Linked DNA regions of Homo sapiens: region 2 is linked to region 1. Evidence: chromatin loops called from intact Hi-C (ENCODE). Cell type or tissue: mammary epithelial cell. All regions are shown on one strand. Links, peaks and the distances in the headings refer to the core of each region. The heading gives the core; the rest is flanking DNA. Region 1 overlaps SORCS1 (sortilin related VPS10 domain containing receptor 1). Region 2 has its middle 57 kb from the start of LINC02624.

Region 1 (8,348 bases), core at 274-8,273:
GGGAGTTCAAGACCAGCCTGACTAACATAGAGAAACCCCGTCTCTACTAAAAATACAAAATTAGCCAGGCGTGGTGGTGCATGCCTATAATCCCAGCTACTCGGGAAGCTGAGGCAGGAGAATCACTTGAACCCGGGAGGCGGAGGTTGCAGTGAGCCGAGATCGCCCCATTGCACTCCAGCCTGGGCAACAAGAGTGAAACTCCGTCTCAAAAATAAATCAATAAAATAAAATAAAATAATGTATAAATATATATGTACACATATTTACCTTACACTTATACTGTAAAATGTTATTACATGCATGTATATATATCTGTATATATATGTCTGTGTGTACATGTATATTACATATATACACATGGATCACAAAGTTAAACTGTTTAAAAATTGTAAACATTTGAAATTTCATGAGTTAAACTGCAGGTGCCATAATTGCAAAATAATATTTGTATCTCAATATGAATTTAAATTGATACACATAAGGTAAAAAATTGTCTTATCTAGAGAAGTTGTTTTTAACTTATTAAAGGAATTTAAGTATATGCTGTCAACAATTATGAATTTTCCTATAACTTTTATATATTATTTACAATAATTACATAACTAACTTAATTAGCAAATATTAGAATATCTTAGAAGATATATAAACAAAGATCAAGGGAATTAAAACACCCATAGTTTTACAAGTTAGAAATAACCTGTGTTAGTATTTTTCATCTCGTTCTGTCCTTATTTTCTGTACAAATTATACTATGAAAGTCTTAAATTCTGCTTTCTCTTAACATCATGTGAAACATTTCTCATGTCCTTCTTTAGAAAAGAGTTTTAACGAAATTATATTTTATTATATGCATATATATTGATTGTTTGTTAACTAGTTTATACATAGTGCTTACTGAATCCTTTTTCTGCATCTACAAGCTGTTATTAATATTCACATAAAGAGAAAGATGTTATGAAAATAGAAATGCATATATTGAAATATTTTACTTAGTATTGTTTATAAAGTGTTTTATGATTATCTAGCGGCCTTGAATTTATTTTTAAACATTTCAAATCTTCAGCTGTTTTACTTTCCTTCAAATACTTCATAAATGTCTTTTTCACACCATGTTTTTTTGTTGGTTTGTTTTTGGAGACAGTCTTGCTCTGTTGCCCAGGCTGGAGGGCAGTGGTGCAATCTTGGGTCACTGCAACCTCCACCCGCCAGGCTCAAACGATTCTCATGCCTCAGCCTCCTGAATAGCTGGGATTACAGGTGTGCATCACCACACCCAGCTAATTTTTGTATTTTTATTAGAGAAGGGGTTTCCCCATGTTGCCCAGGCTGGTCTCAAACTCCTCGACCTCCCAAAGTTCTAGGATTACAGGTGTCATTCACTGTGCCCGGCCAGCCATGTTTTTCTTTAACAAGGGGTTCTAACCACAACTTAACATTGTTTGGGTCAAAGCCTGTTTCTAAATATTTGTTGCTGGGGTAGGTGGAAATTGGATGATGTTCTAAGGTCTGTGTAAGTGAATAGGGCTGCTGGTCCCTACACTGAAAGGTCTCAGGCTGAGGTGACAATTTTAATGAGGATTAGCACTATTTCCTTATCTTTTTCCTCTGCTGTCAAGTAGGGTTTCTTCCCTCTACCAGTACTTTTAAACTGCCACCTAAATTATAGTCAGTTCTGCTATCAAGCAGTTTTGAAAACATAAATTTGTTCTAATGTAATTGATATATTAAGGAAGAATTTGAGGATAATTCAAATGCTGTATTTGCTTATGCATGATTTTGTCAATGAGAAAAACTAGATGAATGCAGAAAACTGCATCCAGCTGAAATCAGCTGTGTAAAAGTACACAGAACACACACACACACCCCTCAAACATCTGCCGGCTGCGTCCACTTGCCTTGTGTGTTACAGCCACATTATCTGTATTTGGTATTGCAAATTTCTGTCTGATTTCAGGTAACTTCCCTTCTACCACTTCACAATAACTCACATGCTGTAGGCATTCCAACGCCCACTCTCATAAGCAAACTTCAAGTCTTTTTCAAGGTAAGTGTTTTGTGTATTTAACTATTCAGTGTGTGTAAAACTATGCTACCATTTTTATTCGGTTTGTACCTTTTTAAAAATGTGCCCGGAGACACATTACACTGAGATATGACAAAGTTTTTGTGTGTTGTGCCCCAGCCCCATCTTTTTTCCTAAGCTTTATGGGCTTTATTATACCATTTGGCATAGAGGGATGATTTTGGAAACACATGTTACATAATAGTGCAACTGAGTGTACAGATGATCTCTGGGAAAGACCCTGCTTATGTGCAATGGAAGAGCTATTTTCCCTTAAACTCAGAAACATTTCTAACTGTTGTTTAGGTTCAAAATTGTTTGTTTTCTGGGCACAGTTGTTCTAAGGTGGCTTTTGAACATACTGGGACCATGCAGGTGTCTAAATGGCTGTCTCCTTTTTAGCCTTCAGATCCTGAAGAGGTTTTTGTTCAGCATCTAGACATTTTTGTTTCCGAGGACCAACTCTCCCCATCTCCCGCCCCCACCCCTAGTCACTCTGGCCGCCCCGTCACCTATCATGTTATTTTTACATTTTGATATATTGAAATTATCTTATATGTTTGATGGCATTGCATATGTTACATTAAATTATATTATTTGTTCATTGTTCCTACTCAGGTATTACTTCATAAAGCCAGACATGTTTTCTGCCTTGTTCACAGAAGATTCTCACTGCCTAAAACAGTGTCCACCACACACTGATCAATAAATATCTCTATGCTGTAAAACACGGGTCTCTTTCCATGTGTTTAGCACAAAAACTTTATAACAGCCATTTCCTTGTATTTGTCCATCTGGAATTATTTTGGACTTCCCTACTATACAAGCCTCTGACTAACATGCATTTTCACAGTATTGTTAACTCCTTGGGGAATAGGAAAACACATTTTAATAGTAATCCAGAAATCAAACTTAGACCTTTGTTTTTTATGCTAGTTTCTAGCCATTTTTTTTTCTTCTTCTTAAACTGCAATTATTTCACTTAATGTCTAAGAATAGCTCTGGGAATACAGCAGCTTGAGTGGTAACAGAGATGGGCAGGGATATGTTGATTCTTGACAAACACCAACTGAACATGTAATTAGAGGTGCTAGCTGGGGTAGAGGAATCGGACTGTGAAGCCACCTCAGAGATCATCACTGAATAAAATGGACTTGCTCACAACACTAAGCTGAAAATCAAGGGCTGAGTTCCAGCAAACATTTATCTAGTGCCCCCTAATGGCAATGCCCAGTCCTAAATGCTGAAATAATAAAATGAATAAAATAAAGATCCTTCTGTAAACGAGTGTAGAATTTGGTGAGCAAGGCGTAAGTGCCACAAATAAACATACAGCCAAGTTCTAAATATGTGATGTTTAAAGAAAAATACGTGAACATAGTCACAGAGAAAGGAGCACCTACTACGTATTATTTATTGTTTTGAGACAGTCTCACTCTGTCGCCCAGGCTGGCGTGCAGTGGCGCAATCCCAGCTCACTGCAACCTCTGCCTCTCGGGTTCAAGTGATTCTTGTGCCTCAGCTTCCAGAGTAGCTGGGATTACAGGCATGCACCACCACACCCAGCTAATTTTTGTATTTTTAGTAGAGACAGGGTTTCACCATGTTGGCCAGTCTGGTCTCAAACTCCTAGCCTCATGTGATCTACCTGCCTCAGCCTCCCAAAGTGCTGGGATTACATATTATTATTTTTTAGACACAAGGTCCTGCTCTGCTGTCCAGGCTGGAGTGCAGTGGCATGATCATCGCTCACTGCAGGCTGGAACTCCTGGGCTCAAGCAATCTCCCCCAACCAACCCCTCACCTTGGCCTCCCGTAGCTCTGGGATTACAGGTGTGAGCTACAGTACCTGGTGCATTTGGGTTGGGGGAGATATATTGGTTATGATATGGGCTGGCCATGAAAGGGGTGCTGTGCCAGTCACCTGCCTGTGTTCTCTCAAATCCATTTCCCACTCCCTCGCGGTTCACTTTGTATTCCAGAAAACAACATTTCCCAGGCTCCACGGCCCACTGGCTTGTGGCTGGGTTTGTGCAGTTAAAAGGATCGGCAACAGCAGAGAAGACCAGAGCAAGGGAAAAAGCGAGCTACTTCTCCCTACCCCTCTGCTTGGGCAGCATCACAGGACAGGTAGCAGTCACGTCTCCTCCATGGCTCCAGCTCCTGCCAGACAAGTCCTCCATGACTTCAGTTTCAACCTGGTGGTCCTGACTCCAGGGCTCTGGTAATACCCAGATCTCTCCAGCACAGGGAAGTGAGAGGCTTCCAACTGAGGCTGATCTTAGAGTTGCCTCACCTGCTCCTATTTGGTATTTTTGTGCTTCCATTAACCCAGCAACACATTTTCTGTATTAACTCCCCTCTGTTTGACGTGTATAGGGATGCTGTCTGTTTGTTTGCCTGACACAGGTGATACATTGCTCCTGATAGGAAGGAGGTGCATGGGCTCTGGCCTGGAAAGGAATAAAGATTCAGGAATTTAGTCTGTGGGAATGGAAAGGTTAAGGGCCACCTAAAGTAACAGGAAGTTTCACACATGCTGAGATTGAGCTGAAGCAACACCACTCTGTGTCTCGGAGGCCTTCGGGAAGGCTAGGGAGGGTTTTATGCCTGTACAAATGTTTCAGCCAAATATCAGCACCAAATGATGCCCAGGGAGAAATGCCACTTACGTAGGCAAGCCACAGGGCTGAAAAGATGGATCCAGTCTACCACGTTATTTTCTGCTAACTTTAAATCAAATATTTGGGACTCTTGGGGAATGACTCACCCATAGTATTTGGAAAGGCAGAGCTGGAAGGGATCTTCTTTCAAATTATATGAACAAGAGCACTAAAGCTCTTATATGTTAAAATGATTTGCTCAAGGTCACACAGCTGGCATAGCCAGAGGCGAACTCCTCTTTCCTGATTCCAGGTCCACAGCTGTTTTTACTCATCTGCTGTTTTTTACCACTCCCCATGTTTCAGTTCATTCCATGCAGGTTCGGTCCTTTGGTAACCACAAGGTTATGAACAAATTTGAATGGGTTTGTTCCCCATCAATAATTTCGAATTCTGAACTAATAATAACGAACACGTACTCATGTACGTTCCAAAATAACCAGTTTGGACTAATTTTTAAATCAAAGTAATTTAATAAACAGACATTGTATAGTTAATTGAAATGCAGGTAGAATTCAGGTAGTACATACATTCTGCCTTGTTAGTAAAAAACAGCCAAAAACCTCAAGCCTGTGGTGTTTACTCTTTCTTATGCAATTAGCCTTTATGAAATCCTATACATGCAACACTTCTATATTTAGAATGAACACCAAGGGTTTAGGATTAAAAAAAAAAATACCTGAGGCAAAGACTTTAGAGACATTATCTGTTTAATAAATATGATTGTAAAAGCAATAAACAAGAGCAATTATACATTACACTACATAGTATTTAACAAAAAATACATCAAAAAAGTCATTTTAAAATTAGAAGTAGTTCCAATACTATAAGAAAACTTTTTTTTTTTTTAATTGGCTTCCTATAAAAATAAGTCGGCAAATGAGAGATTTCAATGCTCAGTTGGATTCCTGGAAAACACAGAACAGCTGCCAAGCACCCCACTGCTCTCAAAGTTGCTGTTTGGAACTTCTGAAAAAAAAGCAAAGCAAACCTCTGCATTTTGGACAGTGAATCCAATTAAAAATAAGGCAAGGTAGAAAGTGTTGCTTGGGTGGTTCAGGGTAGAACATGCACAGTTTGCCTTCTGGGATTTTGGAAAACGTTGCAGTATCGGATTTTTAGCTTGCCCTGAATCTTACCTTCCACATACATCCCTCCCTACACACTCCTCTGACCTTAAGCCCACCAAACTCCTTGTGTGTTTGCACCTGCGATTAGCGAGTAGGTAGGCACTTAGGTCCCTCCCATTTGTAGGCTCTCATTACTGCCTTCTGTTTGAGATTCAGCTGGAATGGCCTAGTACAATGGTTCTCAAACTTTAGTATGTATCACAATCACTGGGAGGGCTTGTTAAAATAGGTGGCTGGGCCCACTGTCACTTAGCAACAGAGAACACCACTATTCATCCCCTAGAGTTTCTAATTCAGTAGGTATGGGGTATGGATCCAGAATCTGGATCTCTAACTAGCCCAAGTGATAGTGATACTGCTGATCCAGGTACCACACTTTGAGAACAACTGGCCAAGGTCCTAAGAACAATGAGGTCCTCCTCTCTGAGCAGCACCTTGCCTCACTAATCTCCTACAGATGGGAGGGAGCTTTGAGGAGAGGCACATGAGGATCCTGGAGATGCTGAATCTCTAGCTGGCCATCTTTGGTCACTTCCCAAAATGCCAGGTATCTCATGTCGACCTCTATTTTTAATTAGGATTTACAGCCCATTCTTCCCTATGTCTTTCCATTCATTTATTTCTTCAACAAATAGTTTTCATACTACTACTCTAGGCAAGGCACTGTGCTAGAATAAGAGTGTTATACCTCTTTCATACTTTTCTAATTAAAATGAATTGAACTGCAACTCTGAGGACTCCCTGTGCTGGTTTGAGTGAGCCTCTTTTGATTTTCCAACACTTTGTCTTCCACATTAAATTTGGGAGACTCCAACTGAAGAGGATCAATGAGGATGTTTCCTATGAGATAGGAAGCCTGGCAGGTTGGGGATCAATTGAGTTCTACAAATAGGTGACTGCCTCAGGCCTAGCCCATTTCCCAGATTCATATGGGGTATCCTCAACCATAAACATCTCTGCCTGACAAACTTCTGACAGCAGCTTTGCTATTCTTTCTGTGCCTGAACTACATGAAGTCATGGACATCAGGATCTTTAGGACACCCTCATTATCACCAGGGCCTGTGTTATACCCTGTTGGCTTAGGGACATAGCAAAGAAGGAGGCTGAGCATACTAAGAGGTTTATCAGAACTTCTTTCTCCTATAGTTTATAGTGGGCTTTGCCCAGTCCATAATACTAAAGGGGCCTCTGCTGAACAGGCTTTTGTTTCCCTCTTTCTCTGAGCCTTCTTTCATGATTACCCTGGGAAAAATGGGGTTTCTTCATGCTTTGTGCCAATCTTTTTTGCCAATCAGTAACTCTCCTCCTTTATACAGACTTAAATCTTTACTTTAATGATACTATGATACTCAGAGGTCAGAGAGCACACATGAAATCACTGGGATCATCCTAAATAATCAAACTCTCACCCTAATGTAAGACAAGACCCCCATTTATTCTCTCAGACTGTTTGACACTCTTAAACACAAAGTCCATTAACCTGTTTCTCCTTCCAGTTAAAATCAGTTTTATTTCACAAACATTTCTATTCTACTGTGAGAGTGGAAATACCAGGTAACAGCAACCGTCACAGGAGGAAATTGCCCTGCGAAATTGTCACACATTCAAAACATTTCTCACAAGAATCTTCTGGAATCAGATCGCACGAGATTTTCGTTAAGGTGTGAGAACACCACAATTCATCTCTATGCTTTCTTTTCCAAAGTACATGGCCAGGTTTGAATTACTTTGCATATATCAACTCTTTCGCATACAGTATATGTTTCCAGGTGGGAAAAGGCAGGGATATTTGAAAAAGGCAGGTTCTAGAGGAAAAGACAAAGATACATGAAACTGAACCCTGCTGTGCAGGATGCAGCAAGGTCCATGGGCACAGAAGCTGGCATGCTTGGGAATGTACAAAACTGACAAAGGGCTCAGAAACTTGTGAGTAGTGGGGGCAGGGGCGGCACAGGCCAGGCCAGTATTTAGGAAACGTCAGGGTTAATGTCCAGAATCTAGCAATATGTTTGGGAAGAAAAACTGAGAACAGTTGAAGGACAACTTACTTGGGGTTTGGAGGGAAGAGATTCAAAGATATCAACAGATCATGGTCACACATGGATGACAAACAAATGTGAAGACAGGACAATGGGTAACTAATGGGATTCCATTTCCTACTGCAGTTGGGGCAGGAGTAGGGAAAGCTGCAAGGGGAGGCAATCATGGTGGAAAGAGGTGAACAGGAAACCAAGGTCCGTTTCTGACATGCTTTGCCTCCCTGCCTCCCTTCCTTCCTTATTCTACCGGCACAAAGGGATCTTCAACTCGCATCTTTGTTCCTGTGGCCACAGAGAGTGCAGAAAGCAGCCTTGTGGCCACTGCTGACCAACAGAGCTACCAAAGCTAACTTAGAAGGGAAATGACAGTATGGAAAGTGGAACAGAGAAACAGCTCAGGGTTTCAAACTCCTGTGCACGTCTTTGTGTCTTATGAAAGGAGCTGGGGT
Region 2 (8,348 bases), core at 258-8,257, 380 kb before region 1:
TTTGCCTTTCCTGGGTCACATTGGAAGAAGAATTGTCTTGGGTCACACATAAAATACATGAACACTAATGATAGCTGATGAGCTAGAAAAAAAATGCAAAAAAAAAAATCATGATGTTTTAAGAAAGTTCACAAAGTTGTGTTGGGCTGCATTAAAAGCCATGCTGGGCTACACGTGGCCCTTCAGCTGCAGGTTAGACAAGCTTGAAACAAAGTTTCTGATATTAAGAAGCTTATATTCCAAGTAAAAAAGACAATCCCATTCAAGAATAATGGCAAAATAACATATTAGCAAGTTAGAACATATACATGATAAGAAAATTATACGACAATGGTTAGATATGTACTAAACAGAAATCTAGGTAAAGAAATTTTCAGAGTAGGAAAATCTTGAACAGTAACTTGGAGGAAACTAGTTTTGAGACAGAACTTAAAGTAACCACTAAATATAAACTCATAAAAAGGAGCTGAGAAGAGGAAAGTTTTGCATGGAAGTGCATGAGTAAATGGTCAGAAGTAGGGATAAGCAAGGTTTATATGACAGAAGGAAAGTTGATACCAGCTTTCCAAGCTTTATTTCCCTAAGGTAAGTAAATATTTTCATTTAGGTTCTCTACTTATATTTATCTAAAATCATCAGTGAGTTTGAATACATACCACAAATTTACAGGTAAACCTTCAGCTTATGTTTACCATTTTAGAGATGTCTGGCCTGAATAATTATAGGATTGGTCCACACTAGGAATTTGCATTCCAAAGAAAAATACTGCCAATGTGGAAAAATATTTTATCCAAATCTTTGGAGGTGGAGAAAGGAGAGTAGAGTATTAAAGTAATGATTTAAAAAGACACTTACATGTTTTGCTCTTTGGATTAATCTTCTCTGTATTGTATGAATAACCACAATATGCAATGTACCATCTGGAAAACCAAACACTGGAAACCTGGAGGGCTAGTGTTTTATAAATCTCCTGATTCCAATATTCTCTGGTCTCTAAAGTATTATAAAATAGATATAGAACCAGTGGACTGCCTTTTGTTTTCCCTCTAACTCATGAACTAGTTTCTGTTATGAAACTTGGGCTGTACCTGCAATTCTCCAAAACATCCATATTGAAATCTTTTAAGGAATTACTTTAACATGGTGTAAAAAGGATAAAAGATCTTTTGATATTCAATATTTTTCTTATGAAAAAAGATGTCCTGTGCAAATTTCGACTAACTGGAAGTTTATAATGTATTAAGAATCCTAAAACTCATGACACTTAACAAAATTATATGGCAGTATTAGATAAGAGAAAATAAATTTATTTTCCAATCACTGTAATTAAGAAAATCATTAGGGAAAATGTGGAATTTAAACAAGGACTGGGTAGAAAAAATATTTGGTATGGTTAGAATTGGGTAGGACTTGCCAGGAAGTGAAAATTGCAGGACTAAAAAGACATATTGTTACCTACAAAGATTTTTCATAGATTCCTAGCAAAATAAATTTATGTTAAGTTTGGTAGTCTCCCAGACAACAGTCCGTCAGAATTGCCAACTATAGACTTGTTATATTAGGATTTTGGATTTAGAGCATGTGGTGGTTAATATTATGTATCAACTTGCCTGGGCTAAGGAATGCCCAGATAGCTGTACCTGGTAAAATATTGTTTCTAGATGTATCTGTGAGGATATTTCCTGGAGATACTAGTATTTGAATCAGTAGGCTGAGAAGGTCCAGCCTCATCAGTGTGAGTGGGCATCATCCAATCTATTGAGAGCCCAAATAAAACAAAGAGAGAAAAGGTGACTTCCACTTCCTCTTTCTCTCTCTCTCTCTCTCTTTTTGAGCTAGATCATCTATTTTCTCCCATCCTTAGATATCAGAACTCTTATTCTTGTGGCTTTGGCCTGTGGGACTTACACCACTGCCACTCACCCCTTGTTTTCATAACTTTGGAATAAGAATGGTAGTTATAGTATTGGCTTTTCTGGTCCTCAGGCCTTCAGACTTGGACTGAATGACTCCACTGTCTTTGCTAGTTCCTCAGTTTGCATAATAGCATAGTATCTCTCAATAGATAGATAGATAGATAGATAGATAGATAGATAGATAGATAGAGACAGATAGATAGATAGAGACAGATAGATAGATAGATAGATATTGGAGGTATCTATCTATATACATAGAGAGAAGGAGAAAGAGAGAAGGAGAGAGAGAGAAGAGAGAGAGAGAAGAGAGAGAGAGAGAGAGCAAGAGAGAGAGCAAGAGAGAGCCCTAACAAATACAGAGGGTAAGTTTTGTTTGGCAGCACATTTTGATTGTTTGTATTTATTTATTTGCTTTTGGTTATATTCAAGAACTTTAATTTTTTTTCATCTTGAGTTCCAAATGGAGGCATCTCTTTTTTCCCCCCAAGCTTTACTAAGGTATAATTGACAAATAAAAATTGTATTATTTACTGTGTACAATGTGATATTTTGATATGTATAAACATTGTGATTACCACCATCAAGCTAATTAACATATCTGCCCCCTCACATAGCTATCATTTTGTTTTTTGTGGTAGGTATATTTAAGATCTACTTTCCTAACAAATATCATGAATACACTACTTTACTATTTGCTATTGTCACCATGTTGTACTTTAGGTCTCCAGAACTTACTCCTCTTAAAGCTGAAAGCTTGTACTTTTGACTAACATCTTTCCATTTCTTATGGTCCTCAATCCCTGGTAACATTTTTCTTTCTCTGTGTCTCTGAGAGTACATTCCACATGTAAGTGAGACTATTAAGTAATTATCTTTCTGCCTCTGGGGTATTTCACTTAGCATGATGTGTTCCAGACTCTTCCATGTTGTCACAAATGTCAGGTTTCCTTATTTTTAAAAAATGAATAATATTCCAGTGTGTATGGCTATCACATTTTAAAAATCTATTTAACAATGAACAACTACTTAAGTTATTTTCATATCTTGGCTATTGTGGATAATGCTGCAATAAACATAGGGATAAGGATAACTTTTCCGAATAGTGATCTCACTTTCTTTGAAAATATACCCAGAAGTAGGATTGCTGAATCATGCAATAGTTCTATTTTTAATTTTTTTTTGAGGAACAAACATACTGTTTTCCATAATTGCTGTATTAATTGTTATTTCCACAAACAATGTACACAGATCCCCTTTTCTTCAAATCCTCCTAACACTTTTCTCTTGTCCTTTTGATATAGCCATCCTAAGAAGTGAGAGAGATCTCATTATGGTCTTGATTTGTATTTTCCTGACGACTAATGCTGTTGAGCACTTTTTCATGTACCTGTTGGCCATTTTCCAACAGACATTTATTTTAGAATAGCAGGAATTTGTAGTTTTCTTTCTTGCCCTCATAAACTCTCTATACCAATAATACTATAAAATCAGATTAAGTACATATATCTGCAGAGAAAACAAATTAACAAAGAAATTATCATTTACAATAAAATAGTAAAATCTTTACTAAAGAATAGCTAAGAACAAGAATAGGGATTACTAAATATTAAAATTCTAATAACACATGACATAGATTTCATTCAACTTCCTCAGGTGCTACAAAACCATTTTAGGTTAAGATGTATAAAACTGACTATGTACCCCTAATATAGAAAAAAATGTTGATATAGAAACTCACACTTCCCAATGCAGACTTTTTTTCCTGAATTAAACTTGGACAGATCTATTGCCAAAACTGTCAAATACGTTTTTCAAATAATTATATTAATATTAGTTAATGAATTCATAAATACACAATGATCATAAGGAGCTAAATTGGTAACTGATCTCTAGGCACAGAAGGTCTGATAGTAGGTCAGTCTTATAGGAATCTGGTTTTGTATGAGTGGAAACCTTCTCTTTTTGCAACATTCAGGTACCCAGATTGAAGCCAGAATCTAACTTTAGGATGTTAACAGAACATTGTTGTTATATTTTTTAAAGATTAAATAATGTTTTGTATAGTTTTCCTTTGTTGTTCTTTATTCTTATTTCAAAGTATTTGCTCTTTGTAATGAACAATTATGTATTTTTCTCTACATAACTGTAATACTGTGACTTCTCCCTCTTCAGTTCCAACTTGTTGATATAATTGTTTAATATTCTACCTATCCATTCATAATAGTTTTCTATATACATATAAATGCATGTGTTTTTCCTTTATTATTTTCCTTTTTTGATAAGATTAACTTATACGTTTACTTCATTATGGCGAGTAATCACGGGGTTTACTATCCAAGAAGGACAGTAAATGGTTGTTTAAATTTACACTCACATCAGTAGTCTATGAGAATGCAGCTATTCCTAAGGTTTTTTTTTTTTTTAGCACCAACTGAAAATAATCCTTTCCATTTTGTGAATTTAAAAAAATGGTATATTATTGTTTTAATTTGCAATTATCTATCTACTAGTGAAGTTGGATGTCTTTTCATGGGGTTGTTTGATGTTTGCATTTAATTTCTTGTGAATTTCCTACTCAAATTTATTGTCCATTTTCCTTCTGTTGTTTTTTAAAAACAATTTATAGATCTTTTTATATTAAAGAAATTAACATTTTGCCCATTTTTTGTGATGTCAATATTTTCTTCTGTCTTTTTTTTCCTTTTGACTATTTTTGATAATTTTTTTTTTTTTTTGAGACAGAGTCTCGCTCTGTCGCCCAGGCTGGAGTGCAGTGGCGCAATCTCGCCTCTTCCCGAGTTCACGCCATTCTCCTGCCTCAGCCTCCCGAGTAGCTGGGACTACAGGGGCCCGCCACCACACCCGGCTAATTTTTTTTTTTTTTTTTTTTGTATTTTTAGTAGAGACAGGGTTTCACCATGTTAGCAAGGATGGTCTCGATCTCCTGACCTCGTGATCCGCCCGCCTCAGCCTCCCAAAGTGCTGGGATTACAAGCATGAGCCCAAATTTAGCCATATAAAAATTTTAATTACAATGTCATCTAATCCATCGGAGTTGTTTGTTTTACTTATTACTTTATGGCTTCTTGGCTTTTTGCCCCTCTCCACAAAATTATACAAATATTTTCTTCAAAAGTTTTGTCTTTTATATATTATATTTAAAGCTATAACTCATCTAGTGTGTGTGTGTGTGTGTGTGTGTGTGTGTGTTGCATGTGATATGAGATGAGGTATACTTTTATATTCTTCTAATGGAATAGTTACATCAACCAGGATCCTGGTATGAAAAATATCAAACAGGGTAAAAGTAGACAACTTAATAAAAGGATAATTTATAAGGAAGAGGGCAAGGTTGAGGGAAACCAAGAAACAGTGAAGCATCCTTCTCCTTCATTAGACTTGGAGAGGTAAGAGGAGGAGAGATGTGTTATCAGGACCTTGCAGGAGAAGGCCATTAAATGAATTTATTGCCCCAGGAGAGCAATGAAACAAACTCACAGTCCAACAGAGAGGTACATGGAGGAATATATACACAACATCACTCTGCTTTTACTCTCTAAGTCCATCTCTTTGTTGTCTGTCTTAGGCTGAATTCAATAAGAAACCAGATAACAAGGGGACTGATCAAGGTAGTCCACACCTTTGGTCTCAGTGAATGGTGAGGGTTAGAGACAGGATCCAATATGGCAGGCATTAGTTACAGGCAGCTACTGAGTATTTGAAATGTGGCCAGTCTGGAGATGTTCTGTATGTATGAAATAAGTACTGGATTTCAAAGAATTAGTAGGAAAAACAAAGAAAATGAATATGCAATACTCATTTATAATTGTTTATATTCATTGCACTGAAATGGTAATATATTACTTTTTTTTTTTTTTTTTTAGATGGAGTCTCACTCTGTTGCCAGGCTAGAGTGCAGTGGCATGATCTTGGCTCACTGCAGCCTCTTCCTCCTGGGTTCAAGCGATTACCCTGCCTCAGCCTCCCGAGTAGCTGGGACTACAGGTGCCCGCCACCACGCCCAGCTAATTTTTGTATTTTTTTTTTAGTAGAGAGGGGGTTTCACCATGATGGCCAGATGGTCTGGATCTCTTGACGTCATGATCCTCTGGATCTCTTGACGTCATGATCCACCGGCCTCGGCCTCCCAAAGGGCTGGGATTACAGGCATGAGCCACCATGCCCGGCCTCTTTTTACTTTTTAATTGTGGCTACCAGTTTGAAATTACATATGTGACTTATAGCAGCAATACAGCGGGATAAATGGAAAGTATCTAGTTATTCTAGATTAAATAATCGATCCCTTTTCCACTAAATTTAATGGCCATCTTTTACCTATATTAAATTACTTTATTAAATAAAAATGTTTCCTCAACTTTCTGTTTTCTTCTGCTTATCCACTTCCCTATCCTTATTCTAATCACACACCATTAACATGAAAGGGACTTTCTAATGTGAGGTAGATATAAATGCTTCATCACTATTGACCACATTTTTGTTCCTTTTCTTAATTATTTCCATATATTTATTCTTCTATATGAAATTACATGTGGGCCTACATTTTCTTTTCTTTCCAAAAAATGTCTGTCAGCTGGTGATATGATTCAAAGTATATTTTTAAAAGTATAATTAAATAATCTGATGCTTAATATATTTGGTAGGAAACAACATTTTCATGTTAATTGATATCATGTAGTAAAATGATCTGTTACTCTACTTATCAAGATCTTATTTTATGCTCTTCTATAACTTTTTTAGATTTTATATTAGGTGCCTATATATATATGTATATCTATCTATCTTATTAAATTTATTTTTAAGTATTTTATATTTTTGTGGTCATTATTATAAATACTCTTTTTCATTTTCATTCTTGACATTACTTTTGAATAAAGAAAACTTTTGGAATTTCTAGATTTATAATCAAACATCTAATTAACTTATTAATTCCTGTATATTGGATTCACTTGGATTTTTCTAAAATACAAGCATGTAATCAATTCTTCAAAGTTAATTGTATTTTTTTCATGTTATGAAATATTTTGAATTCTATTAATTGGATAAACATTTGTTAAAGTACTGATTAATAGTGGCGATATCGATCATACCTGTTTGGATCCAGATTTCAGTGAAAATGACTTCAACATTTAGCTTTTTAAGATGATGCTTGCTATCAGTTTGGGGTTGATAAATAGGATCATATATAGGTAGTTTCGTACTATTTGTATTTTACTTTCATTGAATTTTACTTAGATTGCATTTTTGTTCTTTTACATTAATATATGTCTCATTTAATATTTTGTGGATGTTACTTTTTACTTTAAAGACAGTGTTCACATTTTGATAGATTAACACTGAATATTTTTGGCACTCCTAGAATAACCCCAACTTGCTGAGAAGTATCTTATTCTGACATATGATTTATTGATATTTTATCTTGGATTTTCACACCTATATTTATAAATGAGTTTTGTCTGTGGTGTTTGTACTATCATCTATTTTAGGTTTGGTTAAGAAAATTTATGCTAACCCACAAAATTAATTGGACTTTTCTTTGGTATGGACCTATAAGAATTATTAATCAGTTTTAACTAAATTTTTATGTAACTCCTGAGGAACTAACAAACTCATCTGAGGTTTGCACTTTTTTTTTTGAGACGGAATTTCGCTCTTGTCACCCAGGTTGGAGTGCAATTGCGTGATCTCGGCTCACTGCAACCTCCAGCTCCCAAGTTCAAGCAATTCTCCTGCCTCAGCCTCCCCAGTAGCTGGGATTACAGGCACCCGCCACCACGGCGGGCTAATTTTTGTATTTAATGAGGCATGAGAATTGCCTGAACCCAGGAGGCAGAGGTTGCATTGAGTCAAGATCCCGCCATTGCACTCCAGCCTGGGTAACAGAGTGAGAGTCTGTCTCAAAATAAATAAATAAAATTCAGTTACATTTATTTAACAAATTTCGAAAACTTTCCTTTGATCATTTTTCTGTTCAGGCTTTATAACTTTCTCAAAGTATTATTTATATTTTGTTACAAAATTATCTATTTTTCATAGTTTCAATATGTTTTCAAAGAGTTCTACACAATGGTATTTTTTAACTTTCTATAATTTTTACAGAAATCAGGTTAATACTTTTCATTCTTAATTTTGGATGTATTTATTTCTTTTCTTTAATCAAACCAACCAATGTTTTGAAAAGTAGCTATTTATTGGATTAGATGTAATTTCTCCACTTTCTTATTTCATTGATTTCTATTTTTATCTTTATTAAAACATTCCTCTCAATATTTTGGTTCATTTTTATTTTTACTTTACTAGGTTCTTGAAATAAATAATTTATTCACAAGTTTATTTTTTAAATTTAAAAATATTTAGAGGTACAAGTGTTTCTCTGAGTACAGCTTTAGCTTAAACTCATATTTTGCTATGATT

What was found. Peaks named below come from ENCODE experiments on the same cell type or tissue, not always from the same donor. Only the 100,000 strongest peaks of a DNase experiment are listed, where the experiment ranks them.
Region 2: it touches region 1 in a loop (6-fold over the local background); 2 of 110 quality-filtered maps call a loop at or near these places.

Annotation. Positions count from the first base shown.
Region 1 is chr10:106,568,485-106,576,832 of GRCh38, forward strand. SORCS1 (sortilin related VPS10 domain containing receptor 1) reads right to left here. Exons shown (of 26, transcript NM_052918.5): 26 at 5,179-8,348. It overlaps LOC105378472 (a long non-coding RNA gene), which reads left to right. Exons shown (of 3, transcript XR_946298.3): 2 at 1,958-2,047; 3 at 2,684-2,748. Among named protein-coding and RNA genes, the nearest start is that of LINC02624, 430 kb to the left of the region's middle. In mammary epithelial cell, for the core only: a CTCF peak has its summit at 3,283 (motif pointing left); a DNase peak (open chromatin) is centred at 3,247; H3K27ac peaks cover 450 bases.
Region 2 is chr10:106,193,108-106,201,455 of GRCh38, forward strand. No RefSeq gene overlaps it. Among named protein-coding and RNA genes, the nearest start is that of LINC02624, 57 kb to the left of the region's middle. In mammary epithelial cell, for the core only: no CTCF peak of the experiment used is centred there; no DNase peak of the experiment used is centred there.